Linked DNA regions of Homo sapiens: regions 1, 3, 4 and 5 are each linked to region 2. A link is a contact called in ENCODE Hi-C or POLR2A ChIA-PET data. All regions are on one chromosome and are shown on one strand. The core of a region is the stretch at or near the end of the contact, and the rest is flanking DNA. Distances in the headings are between cores, read along the strand shown. Region 1 overlaps SEPTIN9 (septin 9). Region 2 holds the start of TNRC6C (trinucleotide repeat containing adaptor 6C). Region 3 overlaps SEPTIN9 (septin 9). Region 4 overlaps SEPTIN9 (septin 9). Region 5 overlaps SEPTIN9 (septin 9).

Evidence for each region. A loop is a pair of places that touch in the nucleus more often than their neighbours do. ChIA-PET counts read pairs that join two places held with the same protein, here RNA polymerase II (POLR2A). Pooled maps may share reads with other maps.
Region 1: POLR2A ChIA-PET joins it to region 2 with 11 read pairs in naive thymus-derived CD8-positive, alpha-beta T cell. The contact joins the enhancer-like site here to the promoter of TNRC6C in region 2. A Hi-C loop is called at or near these places in 1 of 168 maps with a recorded cell type or tissue (naive thymus-derived CD4-positive, alpha-beta T cell) and 7 of 50 pooled maps. POLR2A ChIA-PET finds 5 or more read pairs at or near these places in 14 of 52 experiments (BJ, CD4-positive, alpha-beta T cell, CD4-positive, alpha-beta memory T cell and 9 more).
Region 3: a loop to region 2 is called in a map of sigmoid colon, with 5 times the contacts of the local background. The contact joins the enhancer-like site here to the promoter of TNRC6C in region 2. A Hi-C loop is called at or near these places in 2 of 168 maps with a recorded cell type or tissue (ascending aorta and sigmoid colon), 2 of 37 single-sample maps with no recorded cell type and 8 of 50 pooled maps. POLR2A ChIA-PET finds 5 or more read pairs at or near these places in 18 of 52 experiments (A549, AG04449, AG04450 and 14 more).
Region 4: a loop to region 2 is called in a map of B cell, with 13 times the contacts of the local background. The contact joins the enhancer-like site here to the promoter of TNRC6C in region 2. A Hi-C loop is called at or near these places in 5 of 168 maps with a recorded cell type or tissue (B cell, CD8-positive, alpha-beta T cell, GM12878 and 2 more), 11 of 37 single-sample maps with no recorded cell type and 20 of 50 pooled maps. POLR2A ChIA-PET finds 5 or more read pairs at or near these places in 12 of 52 experiments (A549, AG04449, AG04450 and 9 more).
Region 5: a map of B cell shows a loop between it and region 2 (3-fold over the local background). The contact joins the enhancer-like site here to the promoter of TNRC6C in region 2. A Hi-C loop is called at or near these places in 1 of 168 maps with a recorded cell type or tissue (B cell), 2 of 37 single-sample maps with no recorded cell type and 5 of 50 pooled maps. POLR2A ChIA-PET finds 5 or more read pairs at or near these places in 11 of 52 experiments (CD4-positive, alpha-beta T cell, CD4-positive, alpha-beta memory T cell, H1 and 8 more).

The regions. Positions count from the first base shown.
Region 1 is chr17:77,382,616-77,385,315 of GRCh38, forward strand. All of the region lies in intron 2 of SEPTIN9 (septin 9), which reads left to right. Among named protein-coding and RNA genes, the nearest start is that of MIR4316, 13 kb to the right of the region's middle. RefSeq lists enhancers at 1-469, 470-1,007. Within about 2 kb of position 1,441, at least 20 of the 41 ENCODE cell types and tissues checked have a DNase peak (open chromatin) inside an H3K27ac peak, as active enhancers do.
Region 2 is chr17:77,957,372-77,960,071 of GRCh38, forward strand. It overlaps TNRC6C (trinucleotide repeat containing adaptor 6C), which reads left to right and starts at 1,332. Exons shown (of 23, transcript NM_001142640.2): 1 at 1,332-1,897. RefSeq lists silencers at 947-996, 1,017-1,476 and enhancers at 1,149-1,708, 1,709-2,267.
Region 3 is chr17:77,425,049-77,427,748 of GRCh38, forward strand. All of the region lies in intron 3 of SEPTIN9 (septin 9), which reads left to right. LOC112268199 (a long non-coding RNA gene) reads right to left here. Exons shown (of 2, transcript XR_002958141.2): 2 at 1-2,700. Among named protein-coding and RNA genes, the nearest start is that of MIR4316, 29 kb to the left of the region's middle. RefSeq lists enhancers at 793-882, 1,515-2,423. Within about 2 kb of position 1,408, at least 33 of the 41 ENCODE cell types and tissues checked have a DNase peak (open chromatin) inside an H3K27ac peak, as active enhancers do; they include CD4-positive, alpha-beta T cell, ascending aorta and sigmoid colon, where a contact is called at or near this core.
Region 4 is chr17:77,324,384-77,327,083 of GRCh38, forward strand. The region is part of intron 2 of SEPTIN9 (septin 9); the gene reads left to right. Among named protein-coding and RNA genes, the nearest start is that of SEPTIN9-DT, 44 kb to the left of the region's middle. RefSeq lists enhancers at 661-930, 1,041-1,350, 1,542-2,460. Within about 2 kb of position 1,313, at least 34 of the 41 ENCODE cell types and tissues checked have a DNase peak (open chromatin) inside an H3K27ac peak, as active enhancers do; they include B cell, CD4-positive, alpha-beta T cell, CD8-positive, alpha-beta T cell and 3 more, where a contact is called at or near this core.
Region 5 is chr17:77,407,962-77,410,661 of GRCh38, forward strand. The region is part of intron 3 of SEPTIN9 (septin 9); the gene reads left to right. Among named protein-coding and RNA genes, the nearest start is that of MIR4316, 12 kb to the left of the region's middle. RefSeq lists an enhancer at 1,253-1,757. Within about 2 kb of position 1,447, at least 24 of the 41 ENCODE cell types and tissues checked have a DNase peak (open chromatin) inside an H3K27ac peak, as active enhancers do; they include B cell, CD4-positive, alpha-beta T cell and OCI-LY7, where a contact is called at or near this core.

The DNA of each region.
Region 1 (2,700 bases), core at 191-2,690, 570 kb before region 2:
TGGAGAGGCAGAGGGAGCTGCAGGTTTGTAGCAGCGAGCTTTAAACCCTGGGCCTCCACCAGAAAACCTCAGAAAGGGCTGCTTTGCTTTTTTTTCTAAACTACAAAAGAAACCCTTGGCCGCCTGGGCCCCTTGGGGTCGGGTGGGGGAGGAGATCCTTCATTCGCACCTTTGCAGGCCCAGTACTGTGCAGAGGGAGGAGGGTGGAGGCAAAGGCGAGGGAGGAGGGTGGAAGCAAAGGCGGGGTCCCTCCCTAGCCCCGCTGCCCTGCCTGGTTGCTGCTCTCAGACCCCTACTCCTGGCCCGGAAACATGGAATCTTGGGACAGCTGGGGTAGGGGGCACAGAACGGAGACCCTGGTGAGGGAGGAACTCTTTCTCCAGCCCTGGCTGTGGCCACAGCAAGGCCAGGCTGGGAGGACCTCACTCAAATATTTACATCTCTCCTAATATTTAAATGATGAAGCAGGCTCCTGCACACAGCTGCCCTGGAGCCAGCTGTTGCCTGCCCTACCCTCCCTCTCTCCCTCCCTCTTTCTTTCCCTCCCTCTTTCTCTCCCTCCCTCCTTCTCTCCCTCCCTCCCTCTTGCATTCTTTGTCTCTGACCCAAGTCCAGGCCCTTCCAGCTGTTCTCTCCTTACCCACAGGCACCTCCTGTGACTGAGCTTCTCCTTGTTATTTTTCATAACCATTTCCTTTAATTGAGCACCTCCTAGGTGCCAGGCCCTGGGCTGGTACTTTGTATACAAGGTGTCTTTTAATCCCCACGAGAGCCCAACAAGGTAGATTGGGCTGCTGAGGCTCCAGCGCTGGAAGGCCGGCCCGGGTCCTCCCAGTCCGCACCTGCATCCATCCATCACTCCCCCACTGTGGAGACCTGTTCCCTGGCCCCTGGCTGAGCACGATGGAAATCTCTGTCTACTAGTCCTTGGAGAGTGGGGATGGCTGAGGGTCCCGACCCTGGGGTCTGACGGGGGCTGCCTCTGCCCCACTTCAGCCTGGCTGCTCTTCCACTCAATGACTGAGTTTGCAAAACCAGAATAACAGTGCTACCTGGCTGGTACTTTGGGTGGCTGGGAGGCGTGGGAGAGGGTGCACGGAGGGGCTGAGCGAGGTGTCAGCATCGTGGGGATCTCCGAGGGTAGCCTTCCCAGGCCCAGGGCGGAGTGTAGGCAGAGGGCGCGATGGCCCAGCGTGCCGGCTCACATCTGGCCTTGCCCTTGCCCACACGGCAATGTGGGGGAGTCATCAGCCTCTCAGTGCCTCAGTTTCCCATCTGTGCAATGGGGACAAGAGTAAATCACTGTCTTCAGGTATGGTAAGCACTCATACACATTGACTATTGCAGAATGAACACAGTGAGCCCTTCTTAGGCTTCTACTACATGCCAGGCAGGGTGCCAGGCCCTAGTGGAGAGGGGACAATGATGGGCAAGCTGGCTCCTGCCCTCAAGGGCTGTCGAGCAGGGAGGAAGGCGGCGGCTGCCCTGACTGTGACCCGGAGTGGGGTGATTCGCAAAGAGGCTGGCGGGAGGCTGGCTGGGGGCTGGCTGGGGGCTGCTCCCTCTCCTGCCTGTGTTCCGTGGCAGGGTATTAAACTGGCTTTTTTCATGGATTTCCGAGGCCCTGACTGTGGGACCTCGGGCAGGTTTTGGGACCTTGTGACTTTGTTCCCGCTTGTCATTCAGGCCTTTGTCCTCAGCAGTGCCCAGCACACGGCGACTTCTGCATGTCCTTCAGTGTGTGACTGACCCTGGAGCTGAGACTTGGCAGCTGAGGCTGGACATTGTCCTTGGATAACTCCCGGGGAGGTGGGGGCAGGGTGGGGCTGTGAGCTGGCAACTCCGAGTCCCTAGCAGCCTCCGAATGGAGGCTTTCCTCTTGTAGGATTCTCGGGGAGGAAGGAGGGGATGGGGGAGATGAGGCTTGTGAGTCTTCAGGAGGGCAGAGGTTCACACCTGCAGCGCCCCAGAAACACTCCGGGGTGCCCAGGCTTACCCAGCCCTCCTGAGCCAGAACCACCAAGAGTTGGGGACCAGCAGTCCATTTTTTAGCAAGATCCAGAAATGATTCTCCTGAACAGTCCGAGCCAAGAATGACATATCTGGAATCAGAACATCAGAACTACAGAGGAATCGAGAGAACGGGCCCAAAATGTGTAGGGACCTCAGCCACATGGCGCCACATGGAGGAAAGCACCCAACATCATCACTGTATGAACCTGTTTAAACACACACACACACACACACACACACACACACACACACACACACACTCCCCAGTAAAGAGTGGAAAGACATTTGTCAGAATATTGATGGAAGTTACCTGGGTTGTGGGTTTATAGATTTTTTCCCTTTGTTTTTGTGCATTTTGCAAATTTTCGGCTTTGTGCCTAAATTCCTTTTACAGTCAGGAACAAAGCAATAGATGTTATTTTTTAAAGTTCATGGGCTCGTGCCCGTAATCCCAACACTCTGGGAGGCTGAGGCAGGAGGATTCCTTAAGCCCAGGAGTTTGAGACCAGCCTGGGCAACATAGGGAGACCCCCACCTTTTTTTTTTTTTTTTTTTGACAGAGTTTCACTGTGTCCCAGGCTGAAGTGGCGGTGGCACGTTCTTGGTTCACTGCAACCTCTGCCTCCCAGGTTCAGGTGATTCTCATGCCTCAGCCTCCTGAGTAGCTGGATTACAGACACTCATATT
Region 2 (2,700 bases), core at 82-2,581:
TTGACGACCCTTTAGAGGCTGGTTGTGAATCTGACTACCGGAGGGCTTAAAATATGGCAGTAAGAAGAAAGGAGCTCATGGGACCCTGAAGGGAAACGAGAGCGGGGAATTTGTCTCTTTCATCCACAGTCGTTTCAAAGCATGACACTTGCGGTAACAAAATTGCATTGCGAAAGTACTAGTGTGTTATTATCTCCTCTTCAAGACAGGGACACGTAGACAGGGAATGGCCTCTTCCAATACCAACTTCCAAGTAGCACTGCTGATCCTCCACTGAACGATGGGGGAAAAGCTAGCCTGCTTCTGCGACCTTGCATGAAAATGGAGAAAATTCTTGGTTTCAAAATCTTCTCCTGGCTTGAACCGAAAGTTAAAAAGGGACTTTTCGAATTGCACATTGCGCCTGACCTTACCTACCACTAATGAATAATGGATATCGAGGAGCCGTGGAATGGAGGATCACGGCGGCGTACGGAGCACCGGGGAGGAATCGTGGGGTGCGTAGGCGCCGGAGCGCCCGGGTTCGGCCCGGACCGAAGGCTTGCGCGGTGAAGGTGTGGTGTCTGTGCTCCGGGGAAAGGGCTGTCTCCCCGGGGGACTGTTTCGCAGCGAGGCTTGTTTTGCTCGCAGCTGGGCGCTCCCTGGGGAGCGACTGAGCGCAAGGGCGGGCCGGGAGGCGCGAGGCGAGCACGATGCTCCAGGGCCCCAAGGACTCGTGTGCGTGTGCGTGTGCAAAGTGGGGCGGTGCAGGGCGTGTGCACGGCACGGGCGAGACGCGCGCCGGTGCGGGCGCCGGGCGCCGCCGGGCGCAATTACAGCATAAAGCCCGGGCGCCGCGGGGCGCTGGCCCGGAGAACCCACCGGACGCGCAGAACCGGATCGGCACCCCTCCCGCCAGCACCCTAACGCGGAGCCACAGCGCCCAGGGACCGGAGGGCAGGCGGCGGCGGTAAAGGACACCACGCAAGTCTCCACGTAACCCCCCCGAGCAGTGCAAGCTCCCAGGACTGGCGCGCGTCCCGGCCACTCGGAGCGCGCACCGCTCGCACCCCGGCGCGCTCCCCGCGCGGTGCAGGGAACCACAGCGCGGGCGGGTATTAAGGGGAAAGGAGGAGGCGTGGCCTGGCCGAGGAGCCAATGGGCCGGGAGGGGCGCGCGGGGGAGGAGCTCAGGTGCAGAGTGCCGATTGGCCAGTTCGCCCTCCGGTATGCAGATACGGTGGGAGTCACGTGCTAGGGGCCGGGACGACTTCCTGTTGGAGGCCAACGCGGGGCGGGGAAGGGGGCGCGAGCGCCCCGTCTGGCTGAAGCGGGGGGAGGGGGGTTCTTGTCAGTTAGAGCAACAAGATGGCCGCGGTGGCAGCTCCGCACCTCAGCGCGACGGCCCCGGGAGCCGTAGCCGCCGCCGCCGGCCCCGCCGCCGCGCAGTCTTGAGCGCCGCCCGGGCCGCCCCCTGACAGGGCAGTCCCAGCGCCCGCCGCGCTCCCGCCGCCGTCACCGTCGCAGTAGCCGCGGGCCCGCCCGAGCCGGAGGCGGAGGGAGCGGAGCGGCCCCGCGCCCAGCCGTCCGCAGCTGCCACCGCCGCCGCCGCCGCCGCCTAGGACCCGGACCCCGCCGGAGCCGCATCCCGCCGGGCGTGAGGAGGAGGACGCGTCGCGGCGTTGCCGGGGCCGGACCTGGACCTGCCGGGACGCGCCGCCGCCCACTCGCCCGCGCCGCCGCCGCAGCCGCCGCCGCCGCCCGCGCCGGGACCTGAGTCCGTGGCGCCGGCGCTGAGCGGGCCCCCGCCGCCCGCGCACTCCCGAGGCCCTCGGGCGGTTGTTCGTGCCGCCGCCGCCGCCAGGCCCGCGCCACCGGAGCCCCGCGGAGCCGCCGCCGCCGCCGGGGACGGAGCCCAGGTGAGCGCGGCAGTCCGCCCGCTCCTCGCCGCAGCCGCAACTTTGCCGGGAGGTTCGCGGGCCCTTTGTTCGGCCGAGCCGAGCCGGGGCGGGCGCTGGCCCCTAGCGACCCGCGTGCGGCGCCAGGCCCCGGGCCGGCCGGGTTTGAGGGGAGCGGCGGGAAGCGGCCGGGGCCGGGGCGCGTGTGTGCTAGTGTGAGACGGGGCTGTGCAGACGCCCGGTGTGCATCACAATCAAACGGGAGTGGAATGGAGGGCTGAAGATGGATGTGCCCCCTCCCTTTTAAAACTCATGCAGCGGTGAAATTCGGTCCTTTCCGGGCAGCCCCCCGCAGATTTTGCACTGGTGATGGCAGGCGCGAACCCGCCGTGTTTTGGTGCAGGAGCCCGGTGCCGTTGTTTGGGGGAAGAGAAAAACCCGGGGCGTGCTGCGGGTGGGCGGAGAAGGACCCCTGGGCGCTCTGCGGCTCTGAAATCAGGTGGATTTTCTAACGGTGCTGCGGACTGCGGAGTAATGCGTATGAGGAAAACGAGCCGTACAACATCTGTCCTGTTATCAGATAACGTAACCCGAGCGCCTGGTTGCCGCCTCTGCTTTAAGCGGTGCCTCCTTTGCACCTTTACCTTGAGGACGAGATTTAATTAATTGATTCGTAGCTATGAAAATGTGCAGATGTGGATGTGGGGGTTCCCTGCCTGTTAACCTGGGGAAGAAATAACTGGCAAGCATGTTACACGGAGCTTTGGGGATCTTAGCAAAAATGAAGGCTTGCTGCTTGGATGTTGTGCCGGGAGGTAGGGGAG
Region 3 (2,700 bases), core at 158-2,657, 530 kb before region 2:
AGCGTCCTTCATGCAAAGTGGGCAGGCGGCCAAAGTGAGCTCTGCTCCAGTCCCCCCACCCCCGGGGCTGTTCCTGGCGCCCTGCCCTCCCCCAGAGCCCCACTGACCTGCACCATGTGACCCGGGCCTGGGAAGATGGGCCCAGCTGTGGGAGGTCGTGCGGGCTGGGGACTGAGAGTGCCGGAGGAGGGCCTCCCAGGAAAACCCAGCTGCACAGGAAGCCGGGCCAGCGGCCTCCGGAAGCCTCTGGGCTTTGCAAGCTGGACTCCCCAGATCTGTGGCTGTGGGGCCCTCTCCTGCCTGCAGCTGAGAGCCCTTGACCCGCACCTGAGGGCTTCAGAGGTCCGGGAGGGGGATGTGACCGTGTCCCCAGGGTGAAGCCCACCCGAGTGTCACTCTGGATACAGCCCTCACCTCTTCCTGGCCCCCTCTCTGGTCATGGGGACGCTGCCTGGGGGGGGTTCCCTTACATGGAAGGAGCTGCAGCTGAGCTGGCGGGCCTCGCACACCCCCAAGGCCGCCTGACTTCCAGCCTCCAAGTGGGGTTGCATTCACCACTCAGGACCTGGAGCCTCAGCCAGAGAGGGACCCTCCACTGCCTCTTTCTCTGTCTCTTGGGAAAGGTAGGGTCTTTGTGCCCCCTCCCACCCAGGGACCTGGCATGTTGGGAGGCTAAGAGGAAGCTGCCCCCCGCTCATCTACCCCCCAACCCTCCCAGCCAGCAGAGTTTTACCTGTGTGCTTAGAATCTGTGCGTGGAGCCAGAAGTCACAAGGTTGGCCCAGCTGTGTCTGACCCTGGTTGTGCGGTCTTGGACAGTCCCAGCCCTCCTGGAGCTGAGCATCCTGATCTGTAGAGGAGAGGCTGCTGTGCCGGCCCCGCAGGGCCCTGTGCAGAGGGGAGTGTGTGCGGCTGTGAGTTCAGGCCATGCCCTCAGACTGGAGGATAGGATCGGAACAGTGGGTCAGGATGGCCAGAGGGTCCCAGCCTCAGGAGGAGGCCTCCACACCTCCCAGCACCTCCACACCAGGAAATGCAGCCAGGCCCCCAGGCCTCCCATGTCAGGAAGCAGCACCCCGCCCCCCACCTCTGGTTGCCTGGGCCTGAGAAGTTGAGCACTCCTCCCGAATCCGAGTGCCCTCTGACCCCTGCTTGGGTAGTTGTCCCTCCTGAACTGACCGCCTGTCCTACACAGTCCCCTGTGGTTTGCCCGACAGGGTGGCCAGCGAGTCCCCTGCACAGCACACCTCCCCCAGGAGTGCTGCCTGTGATGATGGTGTAAAGGGTGCCCCCCCGAGCCCCCGGAGGCATGCAGTGGCGCAACAGCGTGAGCCCAGGAGCCCCGGTGAGCTCCTGGATGGAGAATCTGTTCAGATCACTCCCCAGCCTAAACCTTCCCTGGGTGTCTGCTGTGCTTGGGGCGCTGACTCATCGTGGGGCGGCCTGTGAGACCCTACGTCACCTGGCCACTCCCCTCAGCCCCTGTTCACTGCACCGGTCCCCTGGCCTGGCTGCTCCTGGAACATGAGGGCTCATCCTCACGGAAGAATATTCACTTGTTCCCTCCTGGAAAGTCCCTCCCTAGACCTCCTGGCCGCCTCATTCAGGTCTTGCTGAAGCGCTGCCATCTTGGAGAGGCCTCCCTGTCACCCGCAGTTAAAACAGCCCTCCCATGCCTGTGGGTGGCTTTCTATGGGGCATGGATGAGTATTGGAGAGTCTTGCCGTTTATTTGTTCATATGCCCTCTGGGAGGGCAGGGGACACTGACTTGTGTTGTGGGTGCCTTGCATGTCACGGGTGCTCAGTGAATGCCTGTTAAGCATTAGGGGAGCACAAAGGAGGGAAGCCTCTGTCCAACTGGAGCAGTCAGGGAAGACTTCCTGGAGGAAGTGGTATCTGGTCTGCTTAGAATGTGGCGATTTGTCTGTATGCAGACATTAGATTAGAGGGCAAAGGCCATTATCATAACTTAGCAGACAGCTACAAGCAGCTAAGGAATTGCTATGACATGGACTGCTCGTGATTGGAGCTAAGAAGGAGTCAGAGACAGAGGTCCCTGTGCTCTGGCGTGAGTCCTTGGGGGAGGCTGAGCTCCCAGAATGTGGGGCCGCCTGTGCAGAGGCCGGAGGTGGGAGACACACCTGTGAGTGCCGGTGAGTGTGGGGTGAGCCACTGGGGCTGGATCAGAAGATGGGAATCCCTAAACCCACCAACCAGCCTTGGTGCCCTGGGAGTGACAGGAGACGGGGCTTCTGGGGGACTAACCCAGCACAAGTGGACGAGATGGGATGCAGGGGAAAGGACAAAGCTCTCTGAGGCTTTGGGAAGCTGAGTTAGGGTAGAGCCATGACAGGGTGAGTTCCAGAAGCAACACAAGAAAAAATAGCTAGACTGGGTTTTCCCTTCACTGTGGGAGATGCCCCACCTCACTTCCCCCGTCCTCCGGGCTCTGGCAATGGGCTGGGCACAGTGAATGGGTTCCATCTGCAGGAGTGGTCACACCCCTTGGGCACAGCTGCCTCATACACTGTATTGAGATGGGATCCGAGGCCGGGAAGAACAGCTTCTTCTGTAGGTTGACATTGTCAGCCTTCGGGGAGGGAAGGACGGCAGGGGGCCTGGAGCATCTCCTTTTGCCATCCACACTCTGTGCCTGCCTGCAGGGTCTTGAGCCCTGTCTGTTCTGCCTCAGTCCTGGTC
Region 4 (2,700 bases), core at 63-2,562, 630 kb before region 2:
CTGGACCCCTCTGGCCCTTTGGGGTGGCCTTTGGCCTTTTCCACTCGTTTCTGTGCTCCTGGTGAGGTGTCGGGGTCGGGCTTAGCCCCTGCAGGAATTCTGGGGACAGCATGGAGCCGGCAACTCCCCACCAGGCGTCTTCCTACCTGCCCAGAGCTCATGGTTGTGAGGGGTCTCTCCTTGTGGTTTTGATTTGCAATTCCCCAGTGGTTAGTGATGTTGAGCATCTTTTCGTGTTTATTGCTCATTTGCACATATTCTTGCAGAAATGTCTGTCCAAGTCCTTTACCTGTGTTTGATTTGGATGATTGTTGTTGCTGAGTGTTAGGAGATCTGTAGATTAATATCCAGATACTAATCCCATATCTGACCTATGATTTGCTGCCATTCCATGGATTGCCTTCTCCCCACGTTGTTAGTGCCCTTTGATATGCAATTTTTTTTTTTTTTTTTGAGATGGAGTCTGACTCTGTTGCCCAGGCTGGAGTGCAGTGGCATGATCTTGGCTCACTGCAACCTCCGCCTCCCTGGTTCCAGCGATTTTCCTGCCTCAGCCTCCTGAGTAGTTGGGATTACAGGCACCCGCCACCACACCCAGCTAATTTTTGTATTTTTAGTAGAGACGGGGTTTCACTGTGTTGACTAAGTTGGTCTCGAACTCCTGACCTCAAGTAATCCACCCGTCTCGGCCTCCCAAAGTGCCGGAGTTACAGGCGTGAGTCACCGCACCCAGGCTGATATGCAAATATTTTAAACTTCTATGACGTTCCACTTTATCTATTTGTTCTTCTGTTGCCTGTGCTTTTGGCGCCATATCCAAGAAATCATTGCCAAATGCAACGTCAGGAAGCTTTTCCCCTGTGTTTTCTTCTAAGAGTTTTGTGGTTTTAGCTCTTGAGTTTAGGTCTTTGATGCAAGTTGAGTTGATTTTTGCATGTGGTGTAAGGGCTGGTCCAGCCTCATGCTCTGGGCTCTTGATTCACTTCTCTTCTTTTCTCACGCCCAGCTGGTTCCGCTGGGTGGCGGGGAGGAGTGGGGAAGTCCCGGGCTGGGCCTGCACTCGATCATCCCCTCTCAGGCCAGCCAGGGAGTCTCAGCTCCTGCCCAGGACCTGGCTGGACGTGCTCCCTACCGGGAAAGCCTGGGCCGTCTTTCTAGGCTGATGGCAGGGCCAGCCCGGGGCGTCCTGAGGCCTGCCCTGCGGACATGCCCCTTGTTCTAGGTGGTGTGGCTGCCCGGCCTGCGTGTGAGACCAGCTGTCTGTGCTTCAGGCCATGGAGGCTGAGTGTTTCCAGCCTGTCCCCTTGCTCGGCTCTCCCTCTGGGGAAGCCCCTGCAGCCCATTCTCTGCCTCCGCTTCTGCCATCTGTGCCTTTGTCTGCTTCCTGTTTGGAGGTGGTCATCCCTGGGGCCACCCCTCATGATCTGGACACAAGTCTCCATCCTGAAGCCACCACCCAAACCCCTGTGCCTCAAACCCCTCCCACCCACCACATGGGTTTCCACTGTGACCAACTCAGCAGCTGATGAAGCTTCCCTTGGGGCTCTCCTAGCAACGGGGAGCTGGCTTTCCCGGAGGCCTGGCCTCTCCCTAAGTGGAAGTGGGGCGTGAGGGTGTCAGCCTTTTTCTGCTGCCTGGTGCTCTAGGTTGGCTTGTCACCCCTGGAAGCACTTGCCATCCTTATACAGCACCCCACACCCACCTCCCCGCCTCCTACCCCTTCTTCCAAGGGGTCATCTCTGCTTCCCTCCCCACCCAACCTCACCCATGTGGTCCGCCCAGCAACCTTTGACCCCCAACATGACAAAATAAACCTCCCTTGCCGGTCACTCATTCATTCATTCAGCATTGGGTGCTCCCTGTGGACTTGGCGCTGGGGTCCCGTGGAGGACAAAGCCAGACACAGTCCTTGCCCTCATGGGACTGCACAAGTGCAAGACCACATCAGTAAACGTGAAACACAGGAAGTGACAGGTGTGACAAAGGGGACCAGTGGCAGGACAGAACCTGCGGTTCGTAGGACCAGGTCAGGAGGGCTGCCTCGGGGGGACACCTTCGGGCTGAGCGCAGAAGGATGAGGGGAGTAAACCAGGCTCAAACCCAGCAGGCAGAGGCGATCGCTGCAGGCAACCGGCAATGTGTTCAAAGGCCCTGGGGCGCGGGGGGCTGAGGCCGGCAGCACGGCAGGAAGTAAGACTGGGGTTGAAAGAGACTGACTGTCATGTTGTGAAATATACACTTGGTTTTCATCTCCATTTCCTGGCACACAACTCCTAAAATCCTTGGAATCTCCAAAGTGATGTCTTTTTGGATGCTCATGATTGACAGACCAGCTGGCAGCTTCAGGATGGTTCCCAGGGAAGACCAGGTAGAATCACAAGGTTCAGCACCACCCCGCAACCTCCAGGTAGGGGAGAGGGGCTGAAGGTTAAGCAGATCATCAGCGGCCAATGATTGAATCAATCATGCCTTCGTAATGAGGCCTCCGTGAACACTCAGAAGGATGGGGTTCCGGGAGCTTCTGGATGGATGAGCATGTGGAGGCTCCTGGAGGGTGGAGCGCCTGGGGAGCACATGGAAGCTCTGCGTCCCTCCCCCATACCTTGCCCTACACATCTCTTCCCCTGTATCCTTTGTAATATCCTTTATAATAAACTAGTAAATTCCATGAGCCCCAGGAACATGTGTAAAAGAAAAAAA
Region 5 (2,700 bases), core at 197-2,696, 550 kb before region 2:
CTCAGAGCCCCCCCCACCAGAGTTACCCCCCTCCGGCTCCTCAGCCACACCAGCCAAGTTTCTCCAGAGCTGCCTTATAAGGCGGGTGCTCAGCGCTCGTTCATGGGTCTGGTTCTCTGCCTTCTTGGGATGCTCACTGGGGGCAAGAGGGAGGCCAGGCCCAGTGCCCAGCTCAGTTCTGGGCATGTCCCAGCTCTGCCCCATGAGTCAACTGGTTCTGAACTATCATTCCACCCCTCCCAGCCTCAATTTCTTGATCTGTCAAAGAGGCATCTGCAGAGGTGGCTGGGGGCTGAGCTCTCATGTATCCACCCACCCCAAGAACCAAGAAGGGAGTCCACAGTGGTTCTGGGGCCACTTGTGAACATGGATGTGAAATTGGGGCGGGGTAGACATGGCAGCATGTCTCAGTAGTTTTCCTGTGACCCAGAGGGTCTGGAAATCTTTGTCATGTGGGTGGAGCGTTGAGGGAGCAGGGGGTCAGGCCCCCCCGAGCTGATGATGGTGGGCGTGGCTCTTCGCATACTTGGTCCGCACCGGGCCGTGTGTTCCAGGGGCAGAACAGGGAGGAATCTCAGCACAGACAGCAGGGCTGCCAGTACAGCGTTGAGTATAGGGTTAATCAAAGCACAGGGCTCCCTGGAACCACCCAACACAGAGCAGTGAAGAGGTGGCTTTGGGGAAAGTGGGGTCAGAGCTGAGCCTGAGTGGGGGGTGGGGAGGGCGGGCATCAGCCTGCAAGGGAGGGACACCTACTGGGCCCCAGAAGTTCCTGGTGGGGATCAGGGACTGTGAAGTTGGGGAGAGGGTGACCACTGTGATTTAGGGAGGAAGGGCCCCATAGACAGCCCAGCTTCTGGCCCCGTGTTTACAGGACACCCCACATAGGCTCTGAGCCTATCCCTGGACTGTGGACTCCCTGAGGCAGGGTGTGCAGGTTCGTCCAGTACCAGGTGTAAGGCAGGGGGCCTTGGTAAGCGTCGAGGGACTCACTGGTGTCTGATGAAGCAGTGAGTTTGGATCGTGTCATGCCTCGGGTCCTGAGCCTGCAGGATTTTTCTGTGGGGCTGTGTGCTTCTGCTTCTGGAGGTGTCCAGAAGGCACTGACGTTCCTGCCGGGATGCCTTACTCGGAAGGTCCCGCTGCTCCCACCTCCTCCCATTTTCCTGAGCTGCTTGCAGAGGGCACCCAGGTCCCCTTTTACTTTGGGATTGGGTCTCTTTCTCTTTCCCCTTCTAAGAACAAGTACCCTCCTTCTCCGAACTGTCCCTGGAGCCTCTCAGACCTAGGTCTAGAGTGGGAAGTCCCGCATGTGCTGGGGGAACAGGAATCAATGCGGGAGGATTGGCCAGGCCCGGTGTGTCTCCTTCGTGGTGGGACGGGGTGGGGCCAGAGAACAGAGCCTGGCTCCAGAGCCCAGGAAGAGAACCCCTCCCCTCGCCGGCCTGCCAAGCACCGTGCAGTGGTGAGAGGAAAGGAGGGCTGGTCCGGGAATGCAGCGGGTGCCGAGCAGCTGTGGAATACCTTAAATAGAGCGCAGCTGCGGGGAAGGGTGGGGCCAGGAGGCAGGCGCTGGGGGCGGTTTCTCTGCTCCGCCCCCTGCAGCTCTGTGGCCCTGACCACCCAGCCTGGCCCCAGGATGGAGCCCCGGCCCCCAGACACATGGCACTGGGTGAGGCCGCCTCTCAGCACTTGTCCCAGGAAGTCAGAGCAGCTGCCAGAAGAGAGAGGAGCTGTGTCTGTACCCGCCGCCTCCCAGGCCCGGGACAGCTGCCGGGATTGAGGGTCTGCACAATGGCGAGCCTGTCCGGAGGGGCGCGCCGCGGCCAGACAGCCATGCTCTGTGCGGTGTGGACAGAGGGCACATTCAGCCCTGGAGGAGCGCACTCAGACTCCCCGCCTCGGGGCCCAAAGTGTGGGCAGCCCCTAACCAGACCCTGGATTCCAGCAGACAGCCTGGGAGGATGCCATGTGGTCCACCCTGACACACTGTCTCACCTGTGACCTCATTTCTGAGAGCTGCAGGGAGGCGCTTCCTCAGTTGGACTCCACTTCCTCTCCGGGGTTTTCTGTGGGTGTTATAAGTGACTCTGTCTCCTTCAGTCCAAGGGGGGCTCCTGGGGTATGGGCTGTAACTGACAGGCTAGAGTAGCCCATGGCCAGGGCTGAGCTTCCTTCCCGTTCTCTCTGAACACTGGGCCCAGGAAGGGGTTAAAGTGGAGATGCTCTGATTAAAGTTGAGGGAGGCATGGAGCTCCCCTGACCCTGTCCCCCCATCCCACTGCTGCTACTGGGTGTACTCTGTGGAGCCCCAGGACTCTTAAAGAACCCAGAGTGGAGATTCCCGGTCTCATCCAGTGCAGGTGAGGGGGAAAGTGATTTGTCCACAGTTACATGGCTACCATCAGCACACCTGGGTCAAGCTCGATTCCACTCCACGGCCCCTGTCTGAAACCTGGAACTGGAAATGGCCCTGGAAATCACTGATTCCATCTGCCGCCTTCCAAAATGGCCCGCAGAGGTTAAGATATAGACTCCTGTAATGCCTTGCCCACTCGTGTGTGGGGAAATGGCAGAGGAGCACCGGCTTTGCCCTCACACTGCCTGGGCTGCCGCCCCTGCCCTGCCTAGTGGCTTTCCTCTCTGGTCCGTTTTCTCATTGTGGAAGTGGGCACAATTCTTCCTGTGCAGCGTGGTTAG